Linked DNA regions of Homo sapiens: region 1 is linked to region 2. Evidence: read pairs that join two places in POLR2A ChIA-PET (ENCODE). Cell type or tissue: OCI-LY7. All regions are shown on one strand. Each heading gives the region's core, and the rest is flanking DNA. Links, peaks and the distances in the headings are about the cores only.

Region 1 (12,524 bases), core at 3,032-11,031, 86 kb before region 2:
AACTTAGTTGGCGGAGTTGGGGGAAGTTTTGTGATTTGTGGGTCGGGGCGCGGAGCGCGGCCAGTCCCCTGCGGTTGCTCGGTGGGGCGGGCCCCGGAGGAGGGGCGGGGGCTGCGGGGGTTTCGGGGGCGGGCTGGACAGACGGGTCGCCGGGCGGCGCCGGGACCTCAGGTCTGCGGACCCCTCCTCCCTGCGCATCGCCCTTCTCCCGCATTGTCTGCTTGGGGCTCGGCGCGCCTCCCACTCCGCAGCCCAACTTAGAGGCCGTCGCCGCTTTCCGGGTGGGGGGCGCGCCCGGCCGCCGATGCTACCTCAGGCGCTCCGCCCCCAGCGAGGCCCCGAATCCTTGCCCCGGGTCCCCGGGTCGGCGCCGCCGGGGCGGGCTCACTCCTCCCCTGGGGCGGGCGGCCGCGGTGTGGAGTCCCCGCCGTGGAGTCCGCGCCGTGAACAAGTGCTGCGGGCGCGAGGGAGCGGCTCCCCGGGGTCGACGCGGACGGTAAACACGTCGGGCCGCGCCTGCCTGTCGGTGCCTCTCCGCGGCTTCTCGGGGGTGCGGCCCAGCTGACCCGCGCGGGTCGCAGGCGAGCGGCCCAGGAGACCCGTGCGGTCCCCACGCGCTCTGGGACCCGTGCAGCCAGCCGGCTCAGCTTGCAGCTATACTTTGATACCAAACAAAACTTTTTTTTTTTTTTTTGGTAAATACGGTTTACTGCTTTTTTTTTTTTTTTTTTTTTGCAAAGCCACGAAGTATGTGAAGTTGAAAAAAGGAAAAACCCTAAAACTTTTTAAAAAAAAATCAAGAAAGGGGGTAGATAGGTTTGTTTTGTTTTGGAAATAGTTCTTATAGCAGAGTGATACCGTCCCATTTAATTTTCTAGATCCCGGAATTCACAATGAAAATTGGATTGAGCGGTATTTTGGTGTTCATTCTTTGCTAATGACACTCCTTAATGAAGTTATTTGGAGAGTTTATTGCTTCAGTACAGTAAAAACCAGTGTGCCTTTTTTTTTGTTAGTAGTCCCCCCCACAACAAGTGTTTTATTTTTAGAAGAAGCATTTTCTTCAGTTTTTCTGAACTGTTGGATTGCGCAGATGAGGACAAACGGTGCAGTTCTTGAAAGGTCATTATTGGCAAGTTTGTGAAGAAGCTAAGATCAGTTGAGATAAATCATTGTTACTATTCTTGTATTCTGTCGTGGACTCTTGGGGATTTGCAGGCTGCATTAAGTACAAGTTTTGTCAAGTTTGGGTGCACATATTACACTTAATTTGGTTTGTGTGGCTTATTATATGAACATGATTCTGTTTCAGTTCCCCAGATGGAACTAGCTTAAATGTCTGTCATTCATAGTGGAGCAAAATGGCCAGAGTGTCATTTATTGTTAACTTCAGTTGTATTCCTTTACCATCTGCTAAATGAAAAAGAAAAATTTGAGAAATACTGTGTGTGTCAGTTTGCTCAGAGTGATTTCTCGTGCTAAGTGAGTCCTGTGGAGAAGCGTTCCTGGGCTTTTCTGGTTTGGTGGGCCTTGTGTTATAAAACCAATTTTCTTCACCTGATGAAGCTAAAGACAAATTTTCTTCAGGTACAGCCATTGCACTTTTAAATTACAGAGCCGCTTTTAGGATTCACAGTACTCGCTCCATGGCTTCCCTTCCTGGTTGTGTGGTTTTGTGTGTGTGATTGTGGGGAAGGAGGTTGACAGAGGTTGGAAGGGATTGTCAGGGAGGGACATAATGTAAGCAAGTACTACTTACAACATGACGTGACGAGTGCACTAGTTGCTTTCCTTCTCTGGGCGGTGATGGCATGTTATACTGTAGGTACTATTGTTTTAGGATTTCTCACACTTCTTTTGCCTTGACTAAATGGTAACTGCACACATACTATACTATAAATGGACTCCTCCTCTAGTCCTTTAACTCCTTGAGGGCTGTGATAGACCTTATTTAGCTTTTTACCCTCTTTGCCGGTAGTCTTAACATAGTGCAGGCACGGTACGTGTTTGAATTGGGTAAATTATTTTTACTGCCTAGTGGTAGCTAGCGTACACAGGAGAGAGCCACTAACTGGGGACCTGTCCAGAATGACAGTTCACTTGCAGATCTGTGATGACATTTACTTTAAAAGGATTTCTAACCTTTTTTTAATCTGTCAATTATTTTTTGAAAAGAAGTGGGTTTAACTAGCGCTCTAAGGATTTCAACAAGAGGTTCCAATTTAGAAATCAGCCCCCCCCTTTTTGTGAAATTATTATTGTTTTTTTTTAGAGTCGGAATCTTCACTGTTGCCCAGTTGTCTCTAACTCCTGGACCCAAGCCATCCTCCCACCTCAGCCTCCCACAGTGTTGGAATTACAGACGTGAGCCACTCCACCCAGCCAGTGAAATTATTAAAATTGTTGGACAAATCTAGTCACAACTCTCCCTCCATTGTGAAATTGGAAAAAAATTAGAAATTTTAGAAAAAAGTACACCCTTTGGAACTAGGTAGCGTTCAGATCTCCACACTTCCATTGACTAGTTGCATAGCCTCTCAGAGCTTCAGTTTCCTACTCCATAAGCGTTAGTAACAGTGTTCTTAGGAATCAGTGAAACTATGTGAGGTACTTAACTACAGTATCTAACATGGAGTAGGCAGCTATTACCTAGTAGCTGTAATGATAATAATTTTGGTACATTTTTACATGACTTAAGCATTCTTAAAAGTCTGATGCTTCTGAGTGTAGAGGTTTAGCTATTTCTTTCATAAAGAAGGGGCCTTGAGACTTGTGAGTCTTATCGAAGTCTATTTCTTCAAAGGTGCCAGATGAACTGAAGGATAATGGAAACAATAGCGAGTTTATCTTCTCAGTCACCTGTGAGTCTTCCTTTGAGAGTGGGACTTGCAGAGTGGCTTGGTAGGGTAGAGCTCTTTGTGACTATGCTATTTGGGCAACAGTGAGAGATGGATTGTTTTCAGTACATCAGTCATAAGAGGATATGAGTTCCAACTTTATTTTACCTTAGTCTTGGCAAATAAGTGTGGATTGTGTCTGTATTTCTCAAACTTGTTTAAGGTAGAGCTGGACTGGGTGTTAACAGTGTTAGTTCAGTACAGAGACATGAGCAAATCACTCACTTCCTCTTCAAGATAACACTTTAAAGGTGACACCATTTACAGAAGAAGGCAGTGATTTAAATCAGTTATACTAGCATAGTTTAGAATACTTACACTACCTAGATGGAGTAGATACATTCTAGAAATATTTACCTGTTAAGGACATTTCTTTAGATTTTATTCCATCTTTCCATTAGTTTTCTGATGAAGAGATTATAGTAAACCTTTAAAAATTATATTTGATCAAACTTACAGATTGAGGATAAACCTTTAAAAATTACAGTTGGTCACACTTACAGATTGAGGGTAAAAACATTCCTGACAAAGCTAGGCGAAGAAAGTTGGACTTTTGATGTTCCCTTCTTTTAAAGTTAACATCTGGCACTTGAATAGACTTGGTTATTACTGATGGGGACAGGCATCCATTTGGAAGTAGCTTCCCTCTCTCTTTCCCAGGTTAGGCTGTCTTACTGCTGTAAATGGGGAGAGACGAGAAAGCTGTGGGTGGAAGAAAGTTTGTTTCATAGCCTGGCGCAGTGGCTCACGCCTGTAATCCCAGCACTTTGGGAGGCTGAGGCGGGCGGATCACTTGAGGTCAGGAGTTCAAGACCAGCCTGGCCAACATGGTGAAACCACATCTCTACTAAAAATACAAAAACTAGCCCGGCAGGGTGGCAGGTGCCTGTAATCCCAGCTACTTGGGAGGCTGAGGCAGGAGAATCGCTTGAACCCGGGAGGTGGAGGTTGCAATGAGCCGAGATCATGCCACTGTGCTCCAGTCTGGGCGACAGAGCGAGACTCCGTCTGAAAAAAAAAAAAAAAAAGGTTTGTTTCATGCATCTGTCCTCACTGGTCAGTGGAAGAAAGTTTGTTTCCTGCGTTTGTCCTCATATTTATAGTTTTCTCGTCCACCTACAAGTTGATTGTGACGTTATGAATAGAAGATGAATGGATAATGTGTTTTTGTCAGACCTTGCTGTAAGGATGGACCTGGTACTGAAATACCGTGATTGTATGAACATTTGTGTGGGGCAATGCTGTGTTCAGTGCCTGGGGAATGTGGATATCAGTGTGTTTGTATGATATGGGTGCTAGTATGGGAGAGAAGGAAAACGTGTGAGGTTTTTGACCATTTATGTCACTCTGTAAGCTCTTCTCTGGCTACTTTGGTGCTATAGTAGCAGAGTTGAGTAGTTACAACAGAGACCATGTGATCTGCAAAGCAGAAAATATTTACTATCTGGGCTTTTACAGAAGTTTGCTGACCCTTTTTCTACATAACCAACTGCAGTTATTCACAACAAGAAAGATTAACGTTAATTCTATAATATTATTCAATACCTATTCAACTTTCTCTATTTGTCTCCCAAATATCTTTTATAGTTGATTAAGAAAAATTTTGGACAGAGTAAAATTAAAGTTCACTCAGCACATCATTATGTCTCTTTAGTCTCTATTTTTTCATTCTTTAATTATTCATATGTATAGTTTACATTCACTAAAATTCCGCCATTTTAGTGTAACATTCTCTGAGTTTTGACAGGTGTATACATTCATATATCCACTGCTGCAAACAGGACAGTCCCTTCATCCTCCAGAATTCTTCTGAGCCCTTTTGTACTCAACCGGTTCTCTACCCCCAGACTCTGGAAATTGCTGATCTGTTTTCTGTCTCCATGGTTTTTTGCCTTTTCAAGAATGTTGTAAAAATGGAATCACACGGAATGTAGCCTTTTTATTCATTTGCCCAATGACTAATGATATTAAGTATCTTTTCATCTGATTATTTGTCATTCTTTGATGTCAATTCAAAATCTTTTGCTTAAAAAATGAGTTTTTGTATATACTTTGGAATCAAATACATGATTTGCAGATATTTTCTCCTAGTCTGTTTTTACTTGTCTTAATAATGTCTTTTTTTGTTTGTTTGTTTCGAGATGGAGTTTGGCTCTGTCACCTAGGCTGGAGTACAGTGGTGAGATCTTGGCTCACTGCAACGTCTGCCTCCTGGGTTCAAGTGATTCTCCTGCCTTAACCTCCCGAGTAGCTGGGATTACAGGCACACACCACCACACCCAGCTAATTTTTGTATTTTAGTAGAGATGGGGCTTTTCCATGTTGGCCAGGCTGATCTTGAACTCCTAACCTCAAGTGATCTGCCTGCCTCGGCCTCCCAAAGTGCTGGGATTACAGGCGCGAGCCACTGTGTCTGGCCTTCTTGTCTTAATAATGTCTTTTGAAGAGCAGAAGTTCTTAATTTTTATGATATCCAGTGTTTTTTTGTTTTTTTGTTTTTTCCCTGAGTGGATCATGCTTTTGGTATAATAGTTTAGAAATCTTTGCCTAACTTAAGAGCTCAAAGACTTTCCCCTATATTTCCTCCTACAAGTTATTATTTTTTTTTTTAGAGATGGAGTCTCACTCTGTCATCCAGGCTGGCGTGAGTGAGATCTTGTTCACTGGAATCTCCGCCTCCCGGGTTCAAGTGATTCTCCTGCCTCAGCCTCCTGAGTAGCTGGGATTACAGGCACCCACCACCATGCCTAATTTTTGTATTTTTACTAGTGATGGGGTTTCACCATGTTGACCAGGGTGGTCTGAACTCCTGACCTCAAGTGAGCCACCCACCGCAGCCTCCCAAAGTGCTGGGATTACAGGCGTGAGCTATTGTGCCCGGCTCGCCTAGAAGTTTTATCATTTAAAATTTTATATTTACATTTATTATCTGCTTTGATTTAATTTTCCTAAATGGTGCAAGGTATGCATTGAGTTTATTTTTTTGTGGATGGATTTACAATTTTTCCAGCAACAGTTTTTGAAAAGACTGTCCTTTCTCTGTTGATTACCTTTGTGCCTTTTTTTTTTTGCAAGTTGATCATAAATGTGTGGTTTTGTTTCTGGATTCTCTCTCCTATTCCATTGATCTGTGTCTTTCATTTCTCTATCACCTCACTGTTGATTACTGTCACCTTAGAGTAAGTTTTAAAATCAGGTAGTGTGAGTTATCTTATTATTTTTCAGAATTGTTTTTTGGGTATTTTAGTTGCATTGCCTTTTGTGCATATTTTAGATTCATCTTGCTGTTATCCACAAGTCCTGCTGGGTTTTTCTTTTTCTTTTTTTTCTTTTTTAAGATGAGGTCTCAGCCGGGTGTGGTGGCTCACGCCTGTAATCCTAGCACTTTGGAGGCTGAGGCGGGTGGATCACCTGAGATCAGGAGTTCGAGACCAGCCTGGCTGACATGGCAAAACCCCGTCTCTACTAAAAAATACAAAAAATAGCTGGGCGTGGTGGTGGGCGCCTGTAATCCCAGCTACTTGGGAGGCTGAGACAGGAGAATTGCTTTAGCCCGGGAGATGGAGGTTACAGTGAGCCGACATTGCGCCACTTTACTCCAGCCTGGGTGATAGAACGAGAGTCCGTCTTAAAAAAACAAAAAAAGATAGGGTCTCACTCAGTTGTCCAGTGTGGAATGCAGTGGTAGGATAACCACTCACTGCAGCCTTGATCTCCTGGGCCCAAGCGATTCTCCCACGTCAGCCTCCCAAGTAGTTGGGATCACAGTCATGCACTACCTGGCTAATTTTTTTATTTTTGTAGAGACAGAGTCTCTCTATGTTGCCCAGGCTGGCCTCAAACTCCCGGGATGAAGTGATCCTCCCACTGTGGCCTCCCAAAGTGTAGGGATTACAGGCATGACCCACCATGCCCAGCCTGCTGTGGTTTTTGATTGGCATTGTGTTGAAGCTGGAAATCAGTTAGGGGGCAATTGACATTTTAATAATGAGCCATGAACATGGTATATCTATTTAGACCTTAGATTTTTGATTAGTGTTTTGTAGTTTTTAGCAATTGGATCTTGCATGTGTTTTGTAATCTTATACATGTATTTCATGTATTCTGGTGTTGTTGTGAATGATACTTCTCAATTTCCAGTTGCTCATTGCTGGTATATAGAAAGATCATTTTATATTATTTGCTGACCTTGGATCCTACACCCTTGCTAAACTCATTTTTAGTAATAGAAGCTTTTTTTGTAGATTTTTGGAATTTTCTGCATAGACATTATTGTCATTGGCAAATAAGGGCAGTTTGATTTCTTCGTTTTCACTTTGTATACTTTCATTTCCTTTTTTTTTTTTTGAGATAGAGACTCGCTCTGTCACCCAGGCTGGAGTGCAGTGGTGCGATCTCAGCTCACTGCAACCTGTGGCCCCCCAGGTTCAAGTGATTCTCGTGCCTCAGCCTCCTAAGTAGCTGGGATTACAGGTGCATGTTGTCATGCCCGGCTAATTTTTGTATTTTTTTTTTTTTAAGTGGAGACTGGGTTTCACCATGTTGGCCAGGCTGGTCTCAAACTCCTGACCACAAGTGATCCGCCAGCCTCAGCCTCCCAAAGTGCTAGGATTACAGGCGTGAGCTACAGCGCTGGGCGTGATTTCTTTTTGTTACTTTGCTGAACTATCTAGGACCCTCAGTGTAATGTGTAATAGGAGTTTTACAAGTGGACATCCTTTCCTTTTTCCTGATGTTAGAGGGGAAAACACTGAGTGTTTGACCATTAATATGATGGTAGCCATAGGTGTTTGTTTTTGTAGATGTCTTTTATCAAGTTGAGGAAATTGTCTTCTATGTTTAGTTTGCTGAGAGTTTTTATCATGAATAGATATTGAATGTTGTCAAAGGTTTTTCTGTATTTATTGACATAATCATATGTTTTTTCTTCTTTAGTCTGGTGTAATACGTTGAAATAGCTTTGCATTCTTGTGATAATACTCATTTAGTCGTGATGTATTATTTTTTACATGTCTTTGGGTTCCATTTGCTACTGAATCTTTTTTTATTTCTTCCATTTGTTTCCCGTTATGTTCATTTTAAAAATAGGTTCTTGATCATATGTATAATATTCATGATAGTTGTTGAGTCCTTATCTGTTAAATGTCAGATGTCTCCTTGGGGGTAAAGTTATTTCAAACACAAGAACCATTGCTTTAAAGAGTATCATACTTTGTTTTGGCAAGTTAAGTTGCCAAACTTATGTGTGTAAGTTGCTTGTTACACCCCATTACTAAGGCATGAAGCTCCTGTAGTTTTCATTGAAGAATTGGGCTCTCCTTGAGGACTCTATTCTGGCAGTTGAGAACACAAATGTCTCCCAGCCCTGTGTGAACTTTGGAGATCATTTAGCTTACAGTTCCTGGGTGATTCTTTGCGTGCCCTCATGTATTTTTACAATATGCATGCTTGGCTTACTACTGGGTGTGAGACTCATGGGGCCTCTATGCTGATTTCTGGAGCTCCTTTTTCATACAGCTCCCTCCTCTTCTCTCGTACTCTGCAATTTTCAAACTCCTTAGCCTTCCCAAGCTATGTTTGTTTTCTAAACTTGACAAGGCTGTCATGTTGTGCTTGATCCTCCTCATTGCACCATGGTCTAGAAGGTACCTCCAGCCAGAAAGCTGGGGCGATTTTAGGGCTTATCTCATTTGTTCCCTTCTCTTTGGGACTGCAGTTCTGTGCTACCTGTTGTTCAGGCTCTAAAGGATGCTGCCTCATGCATTTTGTCCACTTTTCTAGTAGTTAGGGAGGATGCCAGGATAAATCTGGATCCAGTTACTCCGTCATGGTTAGCAGCTGAAGTCCTTTGGGTGAGTATGCTTTGTTGGTGGTTCTTAAAATTTCATTACAGGATTCTCAAAATCTTTGGGGGTATAAATAACAAAGAAGTATTTGTTGACTATCTTCTGACAGTAGCTCAGCCATTGCTTTGTGGGAAATACAAAACAATGTAGGTATCTTTTAGTTGAAGAGGCACATGGTACATACCTAAGATTAATCAAAGAAATGAATTGCTATGGTGATGAACAGAAAGAGAAGGATCACTATAATCTATTATTTTCTGTCCCCCCGTGGGGGAGTCTTCCAGTGAAAAGCAGAAAACCTGCTAGACAGATTCTAAAAGATCTGTAACACTTGTGATCTGGTGTTTTCATGTAGAAATGCTTGCTTTTGCGTTTTTGTTTCTTAGCATATATGCTTTATGTCGCAAGTTGTAGTGAGTCAGTGGGTAGAGTGCTGGCTCTTTCAGGTGCATTTGCTATTTATTTACTATGCAGCTTTAGGTAAGTTATTTGTCTCTGAAATCTAATCTTCTCTTTTCTCTTGGCAAATGGTTATATGACATACCTTGTAGGGTTGTTTGTTAATTTTTTCAAGTATCTTTTGTTTGTCAGGCACGGTTCTAGGTAATGGGAATTCAGTGACATCTGTAGTTGCTGCCGTTAATCTATATCCTATTGAGGGAAGTAGAAAATAAACGAGTGAACAAACAATTGCAGTCATGTCTGGTGGTGATGATTCTAGGAAGGATATGAAGAGTATTAGCAGAGATTGGGGAGGTCAGACAAGGCCTTACTGAGGAGGTGAGATTTGAACAGACCTGAAGAAAGTCAAGGGAGCAAGTCACATGAAGATTCAGAGGAAGTATGGAAGGAACATCAAGTGCAAAGGACCTGAGATGGGAGAATGAACAGGGAGCCTGGTGTGGCTGGAATGGGTGAGAAAGAGCGTGAGGAGATAAGGTTTGTATGTGTAGCCAGAGACCAGATCAAATAGGCTCTTAGGTATGGTGGGAAACAGCTGAAGGATTTGAGCAAGGCATGACAAGGTTGATTTAGGCTTTAAAAACTTTACTCTTGGCATAGGGAGCAGTAGTGGAAACGGAGAGACTAGTTAAGAGATTTGCAGTCGTTCAGGCTAGAGAAGATGGTGGCTTGGATTAGGGTGGTAGCAGCGAAAGTGGTGAGAAGCGGTTTGAATCCATATACGCTGAAAATAGAACTATAGGATTACTTACAGATTGGAAAAAGGTTCTAAAGGAAAGAAAGAAATTAAGGAGGATTCCTAGGTGTTTTACCTGAACAACTGGGTAAATGGGGAAGATGTGGAATCAGTTTGCTGAGAGGTTGAAATTGTGATTTCCCTGTTGACATGCTAAGTTTGAGATCTGTGAAATTTTTAAGTGAAGGTATCAGTAAGCATTTGGATATACAGTTCTGGAGTTCAGTGATGGTCTGGACTGGGTGTATGAATTAGAGAATTGTAGATAGAGAAGGGAGAGTGGGAGGTTTTAGTGGGAATTAGGGATATATAAAGCTCCATAATAGGGGCTCATGGCATAGTAGTTAATAATCATGACAGTCATAAAACAACCACCACTATGTATAGTAACTAAAGGAAGGCTAGATATGAATGAAGGAAGATGGTAGTGACCTAAAACAATTATCTTGCATATTATATCAGAATTAGTTAGGATTCTAAACATGCTGAAAACTTTTCTTCTCTAAGCATGATAAAAATATTAGTGAACTCTATTTTCCATTTGTAGTCTGTAAGGATATTGGTGATAGTGGAAAGATAATGACGTTTTTATGTGATGCTAGTGTATTATTTGAATGTACTTCACATACACATATACGAAGATAGTCTGGAAGGAGGCTACTGCAAAGTAGATGAGGGTAACTTTTGATCTTTTGATTTTCTGCAGAGTGTATATTTGTCTTTATTCTTTTCTTTTCTTTTTTTTTTTTTTTTAAGACAGGGTCTCACTCCTTTGACCAGGCTGGAGTGCAGTGGCGCGATCTCGGCTCACTGCAACCTCTCCCTTCTGGGCTCAAGTGAGTCTCCCACCTTAGCCTCCCCAGCAGCTGGGACCACCGGTGTGCACCACCACGTCCAGCTAATTTTTGTACTTTTTGTAGAGGTGGTGTTTTGCCAGGTTGTCCAGGCTGTTCCTGAACTCTTAGACTCAAGCGATCCACCCACCTTGGCCTCCCAAAGTGCTGGGATCATAGGTGTGAGCTATTGCACCTGGCCTCCTTATTCTTTTTTTTTGAGACAGAGTCTTGCTTTGTCACCCAGGCTGGAGTGCAGCGGTGCGATCTCGGCTCACTGCAACCTCCGTCTCCCAGGTTCAAGCAATTCTCCTGCCTCAGCCTCCCGAGTAGCTGGGACTGTAGGCATGTGCCACCATACCTGGCTAATTTTTGTATTTTTAGTAGAGATGAGGTTTCACCATGTTGGCCAGGCTGTTCTTGAACTCCTGACCTCGTGATCCACCCACCTCCGCTTCCCAAAGTGCTGGGATTACAGGCGTGAGTCACCATGCCCGGCTCTATTCTTATTCTTAATAAAAGGAGTTAATAATATTTTTTGAGGTTGGGCTCAGTTGGTGAGTTTCTAGGGTAGTGGGTTTCATTTGTTTGTGGTTGCTGATATTACTTATTCCATTTTTTTTTTTACTATGTATAGTCTATTGTCTTAAAAATGTGAGCCCTTAATAATTTTTTTTTTTTTTTTTTTTTGAGATGGAGTCTCGCTCTGTCGCCAAGGCTGGAGTGCAGTGGCGCTATCTCGGCTCACTGCAACCTCTGCCTCCCAGGTTCAAGTGATTCTCCTGCCTCAGCCTCCTGAGTAGCTGGGACTACAGGCGTGCACCACCACGCCCGGCTAATTTTTGTATTTTTAGTAGAGACAGGGTTTCACCATGTTGGCCAGTATGGTCTTGATCTCCTGACCTTGCGATCCACCCGCCTTGGCCTCCCAAAGTGCTGGGATTACAGAATAATCTTAATCGTAAATGGGAATCAGTTAAGAGTATTTTCTTTCTTTTTTTTGTTAAGAAATGAGGTTTTGCCGTGTTGCCTAGGCTGGACTTGAACTCTTGGGTTTAAGTGGTCCTCCCACTCCAGCCTTCCTAGTTGCTGTGACTATAGGCACACGCCACTGCACCTGGCTCTGGGTGGTTTTGAAATGAGTCCATAACAGTTCCTGGAAAAATTGTTAGCACATACTCTTCCCACCAGGCTAATCGTGGCACCATTTTGTTGAAAGGGTACTTTATGTTGCACTGTGGTGGGCAGATCTCTTCAGAATAATTGAACTGAGCATGAAGTTGTTTTGTTTTAAAATCTGAATTACACCATCAGCATTAACTTAGATTTTTAGAAGTATCCTTTTTCCCAGGTGATAGCTGTCCTAAAGGTGGTGGATATGACAGGGGCTTTTGACAAATTTGGCATTTTCAGTAATTCATGAATCACTTCTAAAAACATACTCAGTGATTTGGGTGGTATCTGTAAATTAATCTATCATCCTTGTCTTGGCATTTGAGTTCTGCCTTGTCTAAGTGGGTGTGTTTCTGGAGTGGGAGAAGGGAGGTCCGTTGTGACATTGCATGGAAATAATTTCTTTTACCTTTAACAAGCTGGAAGAAAATGGTTTTTGGATGCTTTGTACACAGAGTGTACATCCTCTTGGATGCTTTGTACACAGAGCGGCTGGGCTCAGAATAGAAAGGAACTATAGATGAGACTTTGCAGTTTGGGAGTTATTTGGGGAAAAAATACGGTAACAAGAGTTGGG
Region 2 (12,524 bases), core at 3,048-11,047:
CCATTTGTACTGTCTAGCACTGCATCTTATTCATCATAATGGGCACACAGTACTTTTTATTGGTGACAGTGATGACTTGAATAAAACCTTTGAAACACCAGAATAAGCTTTTAAATTTTTGCTCAGTTGTTAAGCTTTGGAATCTTGGAATTAAGAGAAACTTAAAGATCCTTTGATCTTTTTCCTGGTTAATCTTCTTTAATTTTTGTCCACTGCTATTTTTACAACATGATTTTTATTTTGTTTACCATCCCTTCACTTTGTTCCCAACCTTTTAAAAATTTTATCTGTGTCTGTCTTGGTGGGTTCCCAGCATGGACCATTATATCCTAGGTTTGTTAAGTAAATAGTAATTTGGAATCACTCATTACCTTCTCTGCATTGGATACTACATCTATTATTGTATTAACTACACACACACACACACACACACACACGTATGTAACTCAATCATCCGTGTATTAGTGCACACCAACAATCTTGGCACCCATTTTATACTGTTGATTATTCATTTGTGAACACTATAGTATATTTTACAAGTGCTTCTGTGCTTTTCTACCTTTATTTGATGTAGTTGATTCTAAATATAGACCTTGCATATATGTATATTCAGTACTTGGTACATGGTAGGTACTCAATAAATGTTTGAGTGATTGTGATTTTGAACTTGCCTACTTTGCGAGCCCTCCTTCCCACCTTTCCGCTTCACAGCATCCTCATATTACCTTGTGATCTGTTCCTACTGGGCCACCATTAATTGTTCCTTTAAAGAGCCATGAGTTATTTGTGTCTCTGTGAACATACACACAGTTTTATCCATCTAGAATGACTTCTCTGTCATCCCTAATGTATTGTCAGGCTTTTTTCATTCTTTCAACTTCTGAGATTGAGATCAGATTACCTCTCTGCAGCCTTCCTGACCATCCTTTCTTTCCTAGGTAGAATTGGCCACTCCCTTGTGTCTTCCTTGTTTTCATATCTGTTTCTCTTGGAACATATCTACTTTGAAGGAAAAGACTGTATTTTTACTGTTCTATCTGCAGTACCGAACACAATATGCCTAGTAATAACTGCTTACTGAATTTTGGCGAATGAGTGAATAACTAAAATAATAATGGGACATTTCAGGGGTTGATATTTCGGCCTGCAATCTTTTCGGCTCTGTTATCCAACCTGTTGCCCATTAGATCCAGCAAGTTTGGTCAGGGTGTGCTCTCTGTCCTCATCCAGCTTACTGACTCAAGTGTTGACGGAGGCAGAGTTGAGGAGGACATTTTTGATGCCTGATTTCTGATATGTTCAAGTACTCAAATTTGCACATTTTAATTTCTTTGTATTTTTGTCTCAATAATGTGAAAGAACAACAAAACTTCAAAATGTTGTGTGAGTAGGTGGTTCTTAAACTCTTTCTTGGGTGAATGAATATTATAAGACTATGTTGGAAAAGCATTCTTATATTTCTCAGGGTAAAGGAACTTTTGAGGTATTCTATGAAGACTTATTAAGGCTGCAAGAAGCTGAAATTGGGAAGCCTGTCTGTTTTTCTAGTCTGGCCCTCAATTTGCATTACATCTTTGAAATAGCCTGAGTATACTGTCTTATGGTTGATGCCCCTTTTAGACGGTCAGAGTCTTAGCCCTTCTAGAGGTATATTGAGATTGGAAAATCACACTGTGTTATGACTTTTCGTGGTTTTAGTAGTTGTCCTCTAAGTTTGGACTATTTAAAATCTCTAGTAGCAGATGAGAGGTAATAACTCTTTGGAAACAGACTGAGATAAAATTAAGTTTTGGTAAAATCAGTCGTGATTTGTAGCTTGGAAGAATAGGCATATTAGCATTTTAACAATATAGCTTTGATGCTTTAAAGAACACCAGGCTACTAAAGAGATGTCTTGGTTCTCTCAGATGAGTTCTGTTGTATCACTTTCAGATATTTTGTTCTTTATCCAAGCAAAGCACAACAAGTAGTTTCTAATATGAACTGGATTTGTAGAATTTTGTATGAAGTCTGACTTAAAATATAATTAAATTAACATTTGGGGAATGAGTTTAGTCTTTACTAATTTTTTTAGGTCAGAGAGCATAACTTCTGTGAAGCTGCCCCCATTTCACCCTTCATGCTTCACAAATACTTGTAGAATATTTTCATTGCCTTGCAATTAGGAGTTTACATACAGGTCTCTCCTAACAGATTGAGAGCTCCTTGAGGGCTGTGACTACCAGTTGATCTGGCCCTTATTAGGTGTGTAAATTTTTTTTTTTTTTTAATCAGACTTTTGCTCTTGTCACCCAGGCTGGAGTGCAATGGCGTGATCTCAGCTCACTGCAGCCTCTGCCTCCTGGGTTCAAGCAATTCTCCTGCCTCGGCCTCCCCAGTAGCTTGGACTACAGGCGTGCACCACCACGCCCAGCTAATTTTTGTATTATTAGTAGAGATGGAATTTCACCATGTCAGCCAGGCTGGTCTTGAACTCCTGACCTCAGGTGATCCACCCGCCTTGGCCTCCCAAAGTGCTGGGATTACAGGCGTGAGCCACCGCACCAGGCCAGGTGTGTAAATGTTTAAGAGGATAAATGAGAGATGTCATGTGCGGATATATGTCCTATTGCAACCAGAAAGTGCCTCTATTAATAAGGAACTGCATATAATAGTGCCTTCTAGAATAGATAGACCTGAGGTTAGGGCTGTAGTTGCTATGTACAGTGGATATTACTATTGGGTGTTCCTGTCAGCAGGATTACCTCTTTCCAGGTAGTTCCAGATTGTGACAAATGGATTAATCTGGTAAAGACAGGTGCTGTTTTAGGTATAAAGTTTAGCATTGATCCCTAAGTTTACTTCTGGAATAGCTGCTCATCTGGAGTCATCATTTGCAGGCCATTTCTGGTGGACCCACCAGCTGCAAGATACAGATTTATTATTTGACCTGTTTTCCTCCAGTGCAAGGATACTGTGACTGTTAAGCAGCATGCATTAAATAACTAACTCATCTGTTAATAAGTGTGCACATAGACTTTGGCCAGAACACATTAGACCCCTGAACAGAGAATCTTAAAATACTAATGCATTTATTTTAGGTGGCAAAGAACTAGATTAGTCAACTAAAAGCACATGAAAACTGTCAACTCCAGTTTTACAATCTACATGCCATGTCGATACAGAACTTGTGATAATGTGAATGGCATTTTTAGCAGAGAATTGTAGTATTTAAAGACAAAAGTTCATGAGTGTTCTGAAATAATGGTACTTTTTCTCAACCTCTCGCTACATGGGAAAGGCAGCCTTCAATAATCTCTCTTCCAAGTAACATATAGGGCAGTACTAAAGAAAACTGAATCAGCTGGTTGTGATGGCTCACGCCGGTAATCCCAGCACTTTGGGAGGCCAAAGTGGGTGGATCACCTGAGGTCAGGAGTTCGAGACCAGCCTGGCCAACACGGTGAAACCCTGTCTCTACAAAAAATACAAAAAATTAGCCGGGCATTGTGGTGGGCACCTGTAATCCCAGCTACTCGGGAGGCTGAGGCACAAGAATCACTTGAACCCAGAAGGCGGAGGTTGTAGTGAGCCGAGACCTCGCCATTGCACTCCAGCCTGGGTGACAAGAGCGAAACTCTGTCTCAAAAAACCAAACCAAACCAAACCAAAACAAAACAGAATCTGCATTCCCAAGAGTCCATAGTAGAGGAGGAAGAACTGCCAGTGCCTTTTTAAAACGCCAGTTTATAAGAGTTGTGCCTGATTCTGTTTCGATGCTAATAAAGGTAATTCACTTTCAACTCAGACATACTGCTTTATAAAACAAACATGTTTAAAACAGTAGCATTAAAACATTATAGTTTGTTTTATAGAGGAATAATCTGACACCTAGAGAGATTACGTGGTTTGTACAAGGTTCTTTCAAATTCTTAACTAGTTTAGAGGCTCACGATCGGTCTTTTTAAAGTAGCTTTTCCCTTTCCAAAATAGCTTTTCTTATCCCTCCTTGCCTTTCATTTTGTAACTTTATAATAAAGTCAGTATGCCCTAATCACTTTCTTTTGTTTGAAGTAGCCAGCATGCATCTGACAGACATGCAGTTAGACAAAGGCTCAGTGCTTTAAGCATTGACAGTGAAGAGAGTTCAGTGATTTTATGTTACTTTGGAGATGTGGGGAGAAACAGAGATGCAGTATCTCAGGAACATTCAATTTTATGCTTTCTCTGAGCTATAACATCATGACTGCAGTTGGTTAAGTTTCAGTGTAATTTTAGTCATTCTTATCCTTATTATCTATTCACTTTGTAGCGCTTTTAAACAAACATCTGGCACTATCTTAGTTACCTAGTTTTATGTACTTTCCACGTCCCTTGTGACTTCATGCTGGCCTCTTGTTGCCAGCCTGTTACTGCCCTCATTGTGGAGGAAGCTGAGATTTTCTACCAGGCTCAGCCATGGAATAGTGACAATTGGTGTTCAACACAATGACACAAAGCATTACAGCATTATAAAGAACTGTTGAATTGTTTGAAGATATTTTTTAAAAGTTTAAAAATCTGCCTTATTGGCTGGGCGCGGTGGCTCACGTCTGTAATCCCAGCACTTTGGGAGGCCGAGGCAGGCAGATCACAAGGTCAGGAGATCGAGACCATCCTGGCTAACATGGTGAAACCCTGTCTCTACTAAAAATACAAAAAATTAGCCGGGTGTGGTGGCAGGTGCCTGTAGTCCCAGCTACTCCGGAGGCTGAGGCAGGAGAATGGCATGAACCCAAGAGGCGGAGCTTGCAGTGAGCTGAGATGGTGCCACTACACTCCAGCCTGGGCGACAGAGTGAGACTCCGTCTCAAAAAACAAACAAACAAACAAACAAAAAACTGCTTTATTTAGGGTATAATTTAAACACAATAAAATTCACCCATTTTAAGTGCTTAGGTCAGTTGGTTCTGATAACTGCGTACGTAACCACCACCACAATCAGCAAATAGAACATTCCTATCACTCCCAGGTTTCTTGTCCTTTTGTAATCGCCTCCCCCCATCCCTGGGTCCAGGCAAGCACTGGTTTACATTGTGTCACTACTTTTGCCTTTTCTAGAATTGCATAAGAATGGGATCGCATAATAGGTAATATAAGTCTTTGAACTTATACTAGCTCTGTTTATTTTTTCAAACTGATTTGAATATTTTAAGTCATTTGCATTTCCATGTGTTTTTGAATCAGCTTGCCTTATGAAAGACTACTGGTGTTTTTATTAGAAATGCATTAAATTTGTAGATCAGTTTGGGGGAAAGTTGACATTTAATGATATTAAGCTAATATATTTACCATGTATCTCTCTATTTTAAAAGATCTTTAGTTTTGTATTTTTTTAAGCAAGTTTTTCGGTCTTCAGTATACAGGCCTTACACATTTCATTAAATTTGTCCTTAAGTATTTCATGGTTTTTTATGCTGTTACAATTATTTGAAATTTCAACTTGTAATTGTTTAACAATGCTATGGTGAAGAATTGGTTAGATTAGATCTGAGTTTAAAGTCATATACTAGGTTAAAAAAAAAACAAAAAACAAAGCAGGAAGCTGGTGCAGTGGTGCCCACCTGTAGTCCCAAGTACTCGGGAGGCTGAGGCAGGAGGATCACTTGAGCCCAGGAGTTGGAGTCTAGCCTGGTCAATATAGTAAGACCCATCTCTTAAAAAAAAAAAAAAACAAAGACAACAACTCAACAAATTTTCAACAAGTTATTGCCAGTCTAAATTGGGGTAATATAACACTCGTTCTGGATTTAGAAATAAAACATTTAAGAGAAGCTTCAGTGTTCATTCCCTGAATTTCAACTTTTCTGAACTCTTTTTGACATTTTAAAAAATGTAGACAAAGGATCTTGCTACGTTGCCCAGGCTGGCCTCAAACTTCTCAAGGGAGGAGATGCTCAAGCAATCCTCTCCCCTTAGCCTCCCAGGTAGTTGAGACTATAGGTGTGCACCACCACACCTAGCTTTGAACTCCTCTTAGTAGGAAACTCTTAGAGGATTTACATATTAAGAACTTCTCATATAGGGGAGGAATAAAATTAATTTCCCCACTTGAACTAAGATAATAAAAAATAAGGTTGTCATGAAAAATACAGACCTGGTGCTTTAAAACATTTTAGCATTTGTAGCTGTGTATGAAAAGATAAATAGCACTTATATAACAGAAATGCATAATGATAAACTGTTGTTTCTAGTAAATGTGGAAACAGGCCATATTACTATGTATGTGACACTTTAAATATTTAATATATGTGACATATACACAAGAATATAGCTAGAGAAACAGCTAGACATCTGCTAAATAGTACCCTTTCCTTTAAAATTACTACACTTCAAAAATTCAAAAAATACACATAGGTGTTTCATAAAATCACTGTTGTAACAGAATGACCCACGTGCTAATAATTTGGTCATAATAAGCACATAAGGAGCACAACTGGCTACTTTCCCTGAAAACTGTTACAGTCAAAAAGTAAATTAATTTAGGGAAAAAAGACTGAAGATTTCAAGGTACGGGGTCCTAAAAGTAAAGCTACTGCTTTGCAGGTTTTGTTAACTGGGCGCGGGTGTGGGGGTGGGAGTAAAGAGTAGGGATGTAGGCTTACAGACCCAGGTTGTCAGGAGAGCAATTTGATGTGGAAGGCACAAGTAAGAGAAGATGTAAACCACGCAAACAAAAAGTATTTGAAAGGGAAATAATTCAATTCAGCAAATATTTGAGTGCATACTCTGGACCGAGATTATAGATAGAATGAACTATAAAAAGTCCAAATAAACCCTCCAGAGAATGCTGAGACCTTGGCTTTCTGATTCTCCACATAAGTTAAATAGGCCCCACAGGAGGCCCCCACTGCAACACGCAGTTGGTTCAGTGCTAGATTAGTCATCGTTAGAAGATGGCCAGAATTCAGACTGATCTGAAAAACCAAAGAACTCAGGTTGCTTCAAAAACCCAGAGACAGCCAAAGCTCAGAATCAACTAAACATCCCATGTCAACTGAAGAATGATGGACTGCTTTGGTCATAGTAAGAGGGTCATGAGAGGGGAGGGAGGTGAAGCCCAACCTCTTGCTAGCCAGGGGCCTCCCTCCTCTGTAGAAAACAGAGTTAATAACCACTCGCCTGAGAGGCCTGTGGTAGGTCAAATGAGATGCCATCTGTGCAGCAATTTAGTGCACAGGAGATGTTCTGTAAACTTCATCTTTCACTGACACTAATCCAGTAAACAGGCATACCTGACTTGGGATAAGCAACAAGAAAAAAATGATAATGGGAAGCAATGAGGAAATAAAATCCTCACTTCTTACTTGAACAGCAGAATCCTTAAGAAATACAGCCCACTCAACTACTAGTTTGAAAGTTTAAAGTCTCTGTGATATCAGTTCTTTCTCTAGGTGACTTACATAGGATGAAAAAAGTGTTCCCAACTGTAAACATGGGTTTCTGTATCAAACATGTGGCTGACTCTCCATCAGCAGGAGTAGCAGTGGTTAAAAAACACAAGCTAACATGTTCTCAGCTCTTCCTCCAAGAGGTAAAAGCTCATAAGCCCATTATTTTCGTAGTTTAAAACATATATTCCTGATTCCTTTCTTTCCCTCTGCCCCACTCCCCAAATGCTGTCTTTAAATAGTCAGATTCTCTGCTAAAAATGCCATTCATGTTGTCACAAGTTCTGTATTGACCTGGCATCAGTGTTGATAATTAATTTTCATGTGCTTTTAGTTGGCTAACCTAGTTCTTTGCCACATAAAATAAATGCATTAGTATTTTCAGAAATATCCTTGCTTGGTGTATAAGAGCAAGAATGACTGTCTAAGGGATTACTCATGTCAGGAATGTTTTATGATTAGAAATTCCCCATTAGAAATAAAATTTTTCATTGAAGCGATTAACATTAACAAAATCTTTAATAGGGGACTGCTTAGAATATTGAAGTTTTCCTCATATCTGTAGAATTTTCACTTAATTATGACATATACAAGTTTTTAATTTGAAGTCTTCATTGTTTAAAACTTTTCCTTCCAATTTTGATAGGTGGTTTAACAAAAACCTACCACCTTGTGTTTCCAGTGTCATTGTTCTCAAGATGTTAAAGGCTTAGTATTGTGAAATTATAACATTGAAGACAATATTTATTCTCAAGACAAGAACCAGTCTAATAATTAACAAGGTAACTGACATTTTTAACGTCTCTGATCCCCTCTGACACTTGTGTGACTCGTTCGATAGTCACATAACGTGTGTGAGAAGGTGGGCCGTGCCTGCCTTGGAAATCATTCCTAACAGGTCTCGCATTTGTCCAGGTAAGGTCATCCAGCTCAGTAATGTCCTCATTTGTGTGAGAGCCTACCTGCCTATATTTAGTCTTTCCAGGTGGTTTATAATTGGTTTAGCCCATTGGACAGCCTGCTTTTTGGTTGATAGAGGCTGGGGAGGATGAAGGAAGTGTAAAGGCTTGAATTTGGCAGTCTCTTTGCCGGATATCTATTTTAACCCCTCCTGAAGTTAATTTACATAAAACCCAGCTGTGTAAGAATTTTTCTAAATTTAAAGTTTATTCTTATTACCGTAGGGATAGGAATGTCAGCACTCACTGAATTATGGCCTTCCTCTCCTGTGTCTGGACCTCCTGGCAGCTTATGGTTCCCGTTTCCTTTGGATAACAGGATACAGCTGGTGGCAAAATTCTCACCTGTGGAATGGCCATTGGGAGTTTTCTTCTCCATATAGATCTTTGCAAAGCAGCAGAAACCATTTTTGCAGGAAACCACAAGCCTGTGTTAAACACCAAAAGAGAATTGAAATAACATGTCCATGAGTTCCTCTTTCCAGAGGTACCAACCATCATGTGGGATCCTAAGTATAGTGTTAAGTAGCTCTTTGTCCTCCCCTTCACTTTGAGGTTGTCTAGTTATATGATGTTGAATTCCCCAGCTCTGGTCCCTATTACCTCTCTGGCAGATTAAGCAAATTGCTTCAGGCTGGATTGCTTAACACTTAGCAGAATTCATGCTGCCTTTAATGAGCTACCAGTTTAACCTTCTGGGGCTAGAGTGATTTTTAGACATTTTTGTTTTGATGAGTTGATTTTTGTACTTATAGCTATAACTGTGGATCCCTTGCCATCAAACTATGGTGCAGCAAAGCAGCTGATGAATTTCTCTGTCTCTGATGTTCATGTCAAACAGTTATTTCTCTAGCATTCATTGGGGGCTCAGTACTGTGCCAGGTGCTGTGGCATGAGCAGTAGTGGTGTGGAGGGTGCTACAGGAGACATCTGCAATGCAGTAGACTAGATTAAAAACAAGTTGGGGAGAGAAGGCAAGCACAAAAATAAAAGAAAAATAGAAGATAGTATTTGACTTACTGCTGATAGTGTGGGTTAGATTATCAGTGATAATCCTATTAAAATCAGCAAGGGTGGAGGGCATGAACATGAGCAAAGACTTGAGGACTGGACTGAGCATGGTGCATGCATGTGAGGTATGCAGGGACTGGATGGAAGGTGTGGTATGGAAGAAAAGAGTGCTCAGTAAGGCTTTATAGATAATGAGGGACCCTGAACACTCTTTGGAGGCACCAGAGGGGTAGTGGGGGCATGGTGGATGGCTTCTGAGAGCTCACCAATGATAAATGGTATGTTTAATAGAGTACCTTATCTGTTGGAATGTATATTTTCCTCACCATCACCTTTTATTTAGAATTAGGGATCGACACAGTGATGAGGATGTCCTGAGAGATGTGGTAGCTGAATGTGATAGAAGGTTAGTGCTGAAAGGCTATCATGTAATTCATAACAGGCAAGAAGAATAGGAGCTTACTTTATTATTTTCTTATTGCCTACCACTGTGTTAAACCTTTAACTACACATCTTTAATTTTATGTATTCTCATTTTACAGATGAGGAAAATAAAGCTTGGTAGTTAAGTAACTTGTCCAAGGTAACACAGCCAGTAAGTGCCACATTTACAACTCAATTCTAGGTCTTTTTGTCTCTGTCTCTGAATTACGTTAGTACTCTAATTTTTATCCTTACATTAGTCTGTTGGGGTCATCAAATGATTCTTAAATACTAGAAGGTTGTCTCTAATCTTAATGAGGACTCTGCAATCATCCTTTCCTTTAATAACTATTCATCCAAGTGGCTTGTCTATCGTTGTTGTAAAATAAGTACGTTTAATTTTTTACAGAAGAAATGTAGTGGGCTTAATCATGTGCTGGCCATGTGTGTCTGTGGATGCAGCATTTAGGAATATGGGTCCCAGAGTACAGGGCTCCATCTTTAAGCTCTGGAGGTTGGAAGCTCTAGGAAAACTAAGGTGGGTTAAATGTGTTCCCAAAACTGTGATCACATTTTATGTTTATGCTTTTCTCTCCCTTTCTCGAGTCATGGTAGGTTACTATTTGAGTGCCATGCCCTAGAACTCCCTAAAGTAAAGGCACTGGTATCCCAAAAGAACTGTTCTAAAAGATTACTTACTTCTGTGAAGGCAGAGAGGGTGCTACAGAATGAAAATAGCATTTTAGGAAGGTTGAGTCAGAGGTGCGAGTGGGGCATAGAGAGATTTTCTCAGGGTGATAAGGCCCTGGTGCTCAAGTCTACAAGCAGAGACAGGCACATTGGCAGTGAGTCCTCCTTGGGGAAGAAGAATGATCTGGGCTACTTCCAAGACCCCTTCTACCTGTAAGTTCTTGTAATTTGGGATTGGGATTAAGAAACTCCAGAGGCTGGTGTAAATTGATGGGGCACCAGCTGTTGTTTGCTGCACCTCAGGGAAGTCATGGTGGGAGTCTGGCCTGGCCCTGTTGGCTGGGGCCCCCAACAGATCCTTGCTGTGTCTGGGTTTGAGTTTACGCTACACAATTACAAACTTTTTCCAGTGCTGCTTTTTGTGAATCTTTGAACCTGCAGTTGTGAATGAACAGAAATTTGAACTGAGCTTAAAAAAAGGAAAAAAAAAAAAAAAAAAAAAGGCAGAGCTTTGTTGATACCACTGCCATTATAGGGCCATGATTTCTTTTTTCCCCATTTAGCTGCAACACATTTATTTTTCCCTTGTATAATGGCTGAGATTTCTTTAGTATGGAGCTGTGTCACAGTGGTTTATGTATTTTCTTCTCTCTCCCTGCCTCTGTTTCTAAGGCTGGGCAACTTTGAGGTATGTGGATTGACCTGGATGCCTCTTGTGACTCCTTCCCCACGATCCCCTGCGTGCACTTCCTATTCATCTTTGTAGTTCTCAGCTACTCACTGTGCTGTCATATCTGGCGCGTGCTGTTCCTTCTATCCTGTGCTTCTCCTCCTGTGTCCACTTGGTGGAACTTTCCCCATGGTTTGCTTCTTCCAGTAATCTCTGTCTGGACCCCCCATCTTCTAGAGAGTTTATTGCTCCTTCCTGATCCTTGTAACATTTTTATTATTGTGCTCATCATACTGTAATATCTGTTTACATACATATGACCCTTTACTAAAGTGGTAGGAACCACATATTATTTATTGCTAAAGCTCAATAACTTAGTACATGTAATATTTTAGGGGCTCAGAAATGTGAAATTATCTCCCTTTATTGAGTTTTTATGTGCCAGGCACATATTATAAATATATGTCAAGAAAAAGATAACCTAAACACGGAAAAGATTATAGTGTACTCTCCTACACAACTTTCAAATAAACTCTAAAATGATTATAAGGATGTCAGAGTTCTGATTTTTTAAAACTACATTTAACTTACTATTTTAAATTATTTGTATTTCATTATTGTAAGAGTTCTGATTTTTTTTCCATGATAATTACATTGATTTGGTGTTTGTGCATGTGTTTGGCCCAAACTCAGGATCATTTATGCCTTTTGGGTAATCCAGCGTTGATAAAGAATAAATTAAATGAGTGAACGTGGGTGTTACTGTTTTGTCGTTGCTGTTGTTTTAATTTGCTATGTTCTTTTGTTTTACTGTTGAATGTTACCCTGTGTTAGACTCTTCATTTCCTTCATGTCATGCCTGCCTCCTTTGTCCCACTCCCAACCCCTCGCCTTACCCATTTGGGCTCAGTGCTTTGTGTTTTGTCTTGGTGGCTAGTAAGTACCATCATATGATAGTGGGGCAGAGCAGGGCTAACTGTTCCGTATGAGAATCAGACACATATTATGAGTCTTAACATCATTTCCCGAAGTGTGGGTCATGATTCCAGAGCAAAGGATCACCAGATTTGGTCTCCCGATTTCTACTCTTTCTGGTCCTGGGAATGAGAATCAGCCTTATTTAACAAGGCCTTAAACTGATGTTCATGTGTACTAAGGTTCAAGAATCGCTGCTTAAAACTAACTGCTCAATTATTAATGTAGCTGCAAACAAAAGTAAAGCATTCATGAGGGTCTTGTAAGACTTCCTCAGTCCCTTATTCAGGAAATATATTTGGCCCATGTGGTATTTTACTTTTTTGATAGAACTTGGCATCTTCAACAGGAAAAGCGTATTTACTTTTTGTATCCTGGTCTTCTTCC

Evidence for each region. ChIA-PET counts read pairs that join two places held together with the same protein. Peaks named below come from ENCODE experiments on the same cell type or tissue, not always from the same donor. Only the 100,000 strongest peaks of a DNase experiment are listed, where the experiment ranks them.
Region 1: POLR2A ChIA-PET joins it to region 2 with 5 read pairs; 10 of 35 experiments call an interaction of 5 or more read pairs at or near these places.

The regions. Positions count from the first base shown.
Region 1 is chr15:85,380,809-85,393,332 of GRCh38, forward strand. The region is part of intron 1 of AKAP13 (A-kinase anchoring protein 13); the gene reads left to right. It overlaps LOC124903546 (a long non-coding RNA gene), which reads right to left and starts at 3,589. Exons shown (of 3, transcript XR_007064747.1): 1 at 3,399-3,589; 2 at 3,255-3,302; 3 at 2,868-2,927. It also overlaps the pseudogene RNU7-79P. RefSeq lists silencers at 106-675, 332-499. In OCI-LY7, for the core only: no CTCF peak of the experiment used is centred there; DNase peaks (open chromatin) are centred at 3,103, 7,343 and 8,318; H3K4me3 peaks cover 4,661 bases; H3K27ac peaks cover 6,647 bases.
Region 2 is chr15:85,466,665-85,479,188 of GRCh38, forward strand. All of the region lies in intron 1 of AKAP13 (A-kinase anchoring protein 13), which reads left to right. Among named protein-coding and RNA genes, the nearest start is that of AKAP13, 92 kb to the left of the region's middle. RefSeq lists a silencer at 8,996-9,055. In OCI-LY7, for the core only: a CTCF peak has its summit at 6,847; DNase peaks (open chromatin) are centred at 7,037, 8,507, 8,827 and 9,257; H3K4me3 peaks cover 5,681 bases; H3K27ac peaks cover 6,602 bases.